Linked DNA regions of Homo sapiens: region 1 is linked to region 2. The links are chromatin contacts, found by Hi-C or POLR2A ChIA-PET in ENCODE. All regions are on one chromosome and are shown on one strand. Each heading gives the region's core, a stretch centred on a gene start or an enhancer-like site at or near the end of the contact. The rest is flanking DNA. Distances are from core to core; before and after follow the strand shown.

The links. Hi-C counts contacts between places; a loop is a spot of excess contacts on that map. ChIA-PET counts read pairs that join two places held with the same protein, here RNA polymerase II (POLR2A). Pooled maps may share reads with other maps.
Region 1: a pooled map shows a loop between it and region 2 (2.5-fold over the local background). The contact joins two enhancer-like sites. A Hi-C loop is called at or near these places in 1 of 168 maps with a recorded cell type or tissue (PC-3) and 5 of 50 pooled maps. POLR2A ChIA-PET finds 5 or more read pairs at or near these places in 1 of 52 experiments (PC-9).

The regions. Positions count from the first base shown.
Region 1 is chr4:146,334,184-146,337,866 of GRCh38, reverse strand. The region is part of intron 5 of SLC10A7 (solute carrier family 10 member 7); the gene reads left to right. Among named protein-coding and RNA genes, the nearest start is that of MIR7849, 73 kb to the left of the region's middle. Within about 2 kb of position 1,271, at least 2 of the 41 ENCODE cell types and tissues checked have a DNase peak (open chromatin) inside an H3K27ac peak, as active enhancers do.
Region 2 is chr4:146,189,694-146,193,687 of GRCh38, reverse strand. LSM6 (LSM6 homolog, U6 small nuclear RNA and mRNA degradation associated) reads right to left here. Exons shown (of 4, transcript NM_007080.3): 4 at 2,153-3,994. Among named protein-coding and RNA genes, the nearest start is that of LSM6, 16 kb to the right of the region's middle. Within about 2 kb of position 1,418, at least 2 of the 41 ENCODE cell types and tissues checked have a DNase peak (open chromatin) inside an H3K27ac peak, as active enhancers do.

The sequences.
Region 1 (3,683 bases), core at 22-2,521, 140 kb before region 2:
GTTTCTTAAATATCTTTTTCTTTTAAATTTTCTGCTTCCTCCTTTGCACATTTTTTTCTTTTTAACAACTCAGACCATCTCCTGATCTCTCAACTTTGTTTTTATTCCTTTTGTTGAGTTCTATCTTCTGACACTTCCTTAGGTTAGTCTCTATAAGCCTCTTTTCTATTCTCACCTATAAAATTAGGATAATCAATTTACTTACCAGAATTTTAAATTAGATAATGTTTGTAATGTACTTAGCACAGTTCCTAGTACATAATATACCTCAATAAATATTGGCTATTTTTATGATGGTGGTGTTTTATATCAACTGAACCATGATTCTAAAGCAAGAAATACTACAAGCTCCTATGTATAATATTCAGGCCATAGGAACTTTGGCTGACCATTGGATAATGTGAAATGATCCTCTTGACATTTTAAGAGAGCTGTGTATCTTGTGTGTAATGTTTGCAGTGCTACTAATAATTGGCTGCTCCATGTGTTCTCAGGGAAAATAAAACTGCAACCTCAGATTGTAGCTGTGTGCCCATGGTGGAGGCATGCAGGCCAAAGTGAGCTCTGTTAGGTCTTACTTTCACTGTGAAAGCTTATGTCTTTATACTCTAGTCTTCAAAAAATAAATTTTGATTTAGTTTCCTTTTGCTTCCTCCTTGGTCTAATATATACTCTGCAAATAAGCATTTTTAAGAAACTTCTTTAGAAAATTATTTATTGCCTGTTAAATCTAAAACTTAGAAGATGTTTACATGAAAATCTTTTGGAAAATGATAGAAAGTTCCCACATCTCTGTTGCCCTGGGCTCTAATTAAATTTCAAATTGTTTTTGTCACTCTTAACCTGGATAGAAAAAGCCAAATTAATGTAATACAGTTCTATGAGTTTACATTGCCTGAAGGTTTGCTTTTTCAGTTAAAAACAAAAAAGAGAAGTCATGAGTTTGAATGCTGTTTTTCATCTTTAACATATATCACTATATTAGTTCTAATCAGCAATGTACATATTATTCCACTTTTGTGTTCTTATATTTTTCTGTCCTCTTTTATATAGCTCTAGATATTAGAGCCCTAAACCCCACACATTCTGTCTGCTATTCAGCATCTTTAATTTCCCCCTCTGCACTGATCTCCATCCCTTTGCTTCCATTATCCTTGTAAAGGAGAACCAACTTTAGATTAGAAATGGTAAAGTAAATATTGACAAAGGAAAGCAGGTCCAAGATAGGCGGACTATCTGCTGGCCCAGACAAATTACATCATAGGATCCTGAGAAAACTGACATTTGAGATTCCTGAATCACTATCTTTGACAAATCATAAAGGGAAGGAGCAGAATCAACAGCTGCTGGGAATGTGCAAACATCACTGCAAATACCAAAAAGAGGAAGAAAGTGGATTGTACACACTATTAACTAGTAATTTTGATATCAGTCTAAAGAAAAATTAAAGAATGGGTCATTAAATAGTGGGTTGTAAGGAGTTACAAAGGAACATGGTGTGATGTTTAGAAGCCAGCGTGGGTTCACTCAAAGCCAAGTTATTAAAAACAAGTTTGTTACACTTATTTCTGTTTGAAATATAATTTCTAATTCAAAGCAATACTTCAGAGCAGAGATCTGCAAACTATGGCCCTTGGGCAAATCTTACCATGCCAATTTGTTTACCTATTGTCTTTGGCTGCTTTCCAGGTACAATAGCAGAGTTGAGTAATTGCAGAAGTGTCCCTGCAAAGGCTAAAATAATTATTACTTGGCCTTACACAGAAAAAGTTTGCCAACCTCTGCTCTAGAATCTAAATCCATTTTTTAAAATTTTAATATGCCTACAAATTACCTGGGGATCTTGCTAAGATGCAGATTATGACATAGTAGTTCTGGGGCGGAGTCTGATATTCAGCTAGTTCTCACAAGCTTCCAGGTGAAATCAATGTTGCTGGCGCTTAGATCACATTTCAATCTAGTGAGGATCTAGATTTCAAAAAGATATTTAGCAGATTCACCCATTTTAAGACAACAAAGAGAGTAAATAAATTATGAGTTAGAAGTCACTTCAGTTGGTTAGAATCTTGTTTAAATGATAGTGTTCATGAAGTGTTAGGCAATCAATGTCACCTTGGAGAGAAGTTTTTCTGGTCATTTCAAAATGATTATCTTATCATCATTTCCTTGTATGGAAATATTAGCTCAGTGGTGGTATTTGATGGGAGCAATAATGGGCTTGATAACTCATATGTTTAGATGACCAATATCAACTGGGTTGGTCTGCGGGACAGTTCCTCTGTTGGGCGACAGTTCTCTCTGTGTCTCATATTTCTATACATTTTGTCAGCAGAGGCACTGACTGCCTTTTGTTCTCAACTCTGGAACAAAGGGCAGCTTTGCTTTCTGCCTCTTATAAAAGATTCAGGTTCCCTAAGCTCAGTATTCCTTTCCTGGAATGCAGTCCACTGCTTCTGCAGGCATCCATTCGAGCCCATCTGCATCACCTGCTTGACTTGGGGACAAGGGGAAATGACACCAACATCATGCTTAGGCTGCTTGCTGTTCTATGAGTGGTAAAATCCTTTGGCTCTGATCCAGGACTCTTTTTTTTTTTTTTTTTTTTTTTTTTTTTTACAACATCTGTGGCAACACTTTAATGAGTTAAAAAGAAAGAGACAATAACATTCTATTACAATGCTCTTCCAAAAGTTTTTGGCAAAAACAAAACAAAACAAAACAAAAACCTTCAACTATTGAGGATCCCCAAACACTGACATCATCTTCTCCTGACATCCAGCCATCCACATCGTCATAGCTCATTCATCCAGGATCCAGGACTCTTGAGCCTTCTGCCAGCATACTTGAATGTGTGGCAGGCCGACTTGTCATCTTGAAAGTGTGGTAATCTCAGACCCTTCACCAACTTAGACTCTTTCCCAATAGTCGTAACACAGGTTCCCAATCACTGACTTTCCCCTTCCTCTGCACCCATCTTCCCCTCATTTTAGTAAAATTCTTCATGTTCTACAAAACAGAGAAAAGAGAAAGTCTTACATGAAAATGTCTTCAACTTTCCAACATCAAGCATTCAAGCCTATGTTCATCTGTACCTACTATAACCTCTGCTCTTCTTTTACAATAAAGAGATACCTACCCTCTGCTGTTCTACAAGTTAAACCCTCTAGCTGTGCTAGGGCTCCTTCCCTGCTGCCTCTTTAGTTGCAACAGGTAAAATTCCTTCTCTTTACTAAATCTCTATTCCTGTGACCCCCTTTTGCCTCTTTTCTATGAATTTTAAGAATCCTCAAGATTCTTTCAAAACAAAGCAAACAACAAAACCAAAAACAACGAACTCCATTTACCACACTTTCATTCTTCTTACATTGCTGCTGTTGTTTCTCTCCTCCTCTTTACAGCTAGACTTCTGGAAAGACTTGTCCAAATTGCCTCTTTTCCCTCCTTACTCAGCCCTCCATGTACTCCAATTTAACTTTCACACTAGTCATCTATTGAAATTGTTTTCATCTAGCCTTCAATAAGCTTCAATCTATAGTCTACATTTCTTAACTTATTTTCTGTAGCAGTAAATCACCACACCAAGCTATATGCTGAGGACTACTCAGCTGTTTTCACTGTCCAGACCCTATTCTGAGTTTCAGTCCCATAAATCCAGCTATCACAGTATCTCTAGTTGGAGGCCT
Region 2 (3,994 bases), core at 169-2,668:
ATTTGATATAAACACTGAATAGTGACTTGAAATACCGTATGCACATGATGGTAATAAAATTGCCTAAGATTGTTACGTAAACTTTTCATAAACTAACCTCTCCTTTAATCCAAATTATTGGTATATTGCCAAACTCACCAACATCCATCCCATTATAAAACTTGGAATAAATTAAGCCCATGTGAATTTGGACATTTGTGTAACCTAGGCATTGAAAACTAGCCTATCCCAAGTGTTTCAGTGTTTTATATTTCATGAAATTCCTGGAATATGCCTCTGCCTTTCTATCTGCTATAACTCCCAAATTACTATGAAGAAAATCCTTCAGTGCTGCAGATGAGTCAAAATGGGTCTTCAAATAAAAAAAAATCCAACATGACTGTTCAGTTAAACCACACAAAAGCTGGCTTTTCTAGGAGAAGGAAAAAAACAAAGATGGGAGGCTGAACTACCTGGGCCTGTGGGTAAACAGGGCATAGTTACGTTCAGATTTCAGAATTATCCACTCCTGAGTTTATTTGGAATTTCAAGATACGAACATACAGTTGAGATGCTCAAATCCATCTAAAATGTTCAGGTTTTTAAAAGAATTCTTACAATTTTGGCCCAATTTTTTAAAAAAAGGATGGAGGGTACCACTTTCCCCCATAAATACCCAAACCTACAAACTCAGTATGGAAGGTGCAATGTCATATTTCCTTTTTTATCTACCCCCCTAAGGTATAGCACAGTGCCTGCCTACAGCTGTCATCCAATAAATGCCAAACTGATTTCTGCCACCACATTCTGAAATCCCCACTCCCTGGCCACCTCCCGCATCTTTTAAAGGAGGGACTAACAGGTATCAGAGAGGGCTCTCTCCACTGTCCTGTCGTACATGACACATACCACTCTCACCGTCCACTCTTGCATTTTCACCCCCACTCTGGCTAATTGGACTTCAACAGTGAATCTAAGTTAGTCGGTCAACAACAGAGACACAGCTGTACTGCTGTGTACTGGTGGTACAACAGACAGCAGCGACTGGAATTAAGATAGTTGCTGGATATTCAGACCCCAGAGGTCAGGACTAACCCTGCCACTCTTAGGTGGCATCTACCTCCACAATGGTCAGGGGCAAGCTTAGCGAAGACAGGCAGAGACACTCCACTGAGCACACGGCCTCCTGAAACCAGGTCGGTGGGGAGAAAAACTGAAGGTTGTCTTCCTTTCACCAACAATTTCTTTTTGTGGAGAAAAAAAAATTATAGTTAATGCAGTTGGGCTGTGGGGAACAGCAAGGCCACAGCATGGGCTGGGATTTACCTCTGAATCTAAGAGCTAGCCAGTACTCTGGAGGATCATCTGCTCGGAGGACAAAGGTCAGTGCAATCATAGGCGTGTCTGCCCCCAGTAAGGGAACATTCTGGATCTTTGGCCTGGAATGCTGTACTGAGGTCACCCAAGAGTCAGTGATTATCAAAGACAATTTTACCCCCTAGAGGTTGCTTCTATTGTTACAGATTATTATAGCCTCCGGGGCGGTAAGCCTTACACAGCAAGTCCAATGCTGCTGCACTTTTAGACCTTAAGGAAATCCCGTAAGCATTTGTTACTATTATTAATTAAGCATAATTAAGCGCTCCTAGCATGCATTCCATATTGCCTTGAGCAGAAAGCTTCAGATGTAAACCATCTTTCAATAACATTCCCTTCCTGAATGCTGAGATGAGAACATGAAAATCATACCACATGTCTGCCATCTGTATTTGTACTTGTCAACAGCTCTGTTTTGGGATAAACAGTTTTGAAATAAGAATCAATTCGACTTGTTGGAAGATTAGCCAAGGAATAGCTCAAAGACCAAAACAGAAAATGAAGTCAGATAGTCTGAAAATCGAGCACAATTTTGTTTCTCGCTAAACATTCTGTTTTGTCACAGCCCAAGAGAAAGAGTGTGGCAGACAGGGTTTGGGGGCACACAGACAGGGAAAATGTATGTTCTCAAGTAAAAAATTCTTCAACCTGGAACAAATGTCTTCGCTACAATGCAACTAGAAATCATTCACTGACCTCTAGGAGACTACAGTTAAGAACAAAGCAATTTAAGCATTTACACTTTGTTTCATGGTTCTACTATGTGAAGGTATACACAGGGGACAACTTGAGCGGGTTCAAGTGCATAATACAGTCCTTTATTACCATAAAAATGGCAGCACTTCCCAAAGTTGATCTTGATTAAAAGTAGTTCCATGGTTGAAAACAGTACTCCACTGTAGAGCTATTAAACTAGAGAGATGGCAAGGGGAAAATAAAGACTTATATATCAAAGGCGAGGTCAGGGAAGAAGTTAGAAAAAACAGGACGCTACAGATTAGTGGGAGACTACAATGGAATTGCTTTTAGAGGTGGCTGATATAAGTGAATGAAGGGACACAATAACCTGCAGCCCCACATATTCTACAAAACAAATGAGAACATGTATGCTCCACTTGGAGAGCCATCCATTTTCTCCTTAAAAGAACTCATTTATAAAAGAGCAAATTGGTGATTTGTACTTACATACTGGACCTTTTCCAAGCCCCTGTCAAGAAGTGATAAATTATTGAAGCATAGCATAAAGTGTTTTATTTTCAGTGTGCACACGGTAAAACCCTGTGAAATGCTTCTGTTCACCTTTCCCAAGTTATTAATTAAAAAATAATTGTTTCCAATTACTCTCTGATCTTTAAAATAAACCAAGACAAAACACTACATACACCTCTCCAGAATCAGCACTGCCCCTTCCCTCTCTCCTTCTCGATCCTGCCCCCCATCCTTCAACCAAGCAGTTGTTTCGAATCACACCATCGGCTCCTGAAATAGGAATGCTATTTAGATTGGGAAGGGAGGGAAGAGGAAGTCCAATACAACATTCACACAATTGTCTGGTATTCATTCAACCACAGTGCCCAGATATATTTGTTGTTCCTAGAGACAGCGTAAAACTGTTTGGAGAATAAAGCAGGGTTGTGGAAAGCTCATTAATAAATTGTGAAAATCCTCTCAGCAGGAGTCACATAACCAGAGGAGCTGCCTTGTGCCAAGCAACATAAAGCCTGGTGCTCTGCTCCTGGACAATGTCAAAGGCAAATACAGCTGATTTTTGAGAAAGGCCTCCCTACAGCCACTTGCTAGACCAGAGTTAGGAAAAATTCTTTCCCAATCTCAGCTCGGCAATTAGAACCTGAATTATGTTTACAAACTCTAGGCTTTGCTTTAATCTGACTGTGAGAGATGTACAGGAATGGCCCCTCCCCTACTGTGTTCATAAACTGAGAGAATAACGTTGATGCCAATGCTCCTGAAAGGGAGCAGGGAAACCTAAAAAGTCTAATTGCATAAGGAGATGCAGGGGGACCACTGACAGGAGGGCTTTCTCCTCACTGAAATCTTGTTCATCTTTAGGATTTCTCCAGCACCTCAGTTCGAATTCCCACTCCTTATGTGCAAGTGGCACTCTTGGCTTTCCAATTCTGTTTTTTATTTAGGTGACTCAATCAGTGGCTGAACTTCTGATCCTGTGGCCCCTTTTTGTAGCTTCAGACTGAAACTGGATGCCTTTGTAGAACATATTCACGCAAGGATTCTGTATGAACAGAAAAGGATGCAATAAAGGAGGATTCCTCCAAAATGTTTTAATTATATGTCCATACAATATATAAAATATATGCATCATTTTAGCTGGATAAGAAAAGCAAGTCAAATGAAATGACACTTCTCGAAACTTAAGTTAAATAATCTTGTAGGAAGAGGTATATTTTGTCTTTTTTTAATTATTTTAGCATTCTGTACACTGACAACGAGGTAAAAGAAAATGACTGAAACTTACAAGTGAAAGAACATTTCACAATTAAATCCACAATTGTATACATTTATCTTACTCACATGTCAGTGAAAAATCACCAACTATTATAAAAAGAGGACAAATTGTATCACAAAAGAAGCAAAAATTAGAAAAAATTCATAAAAAAAT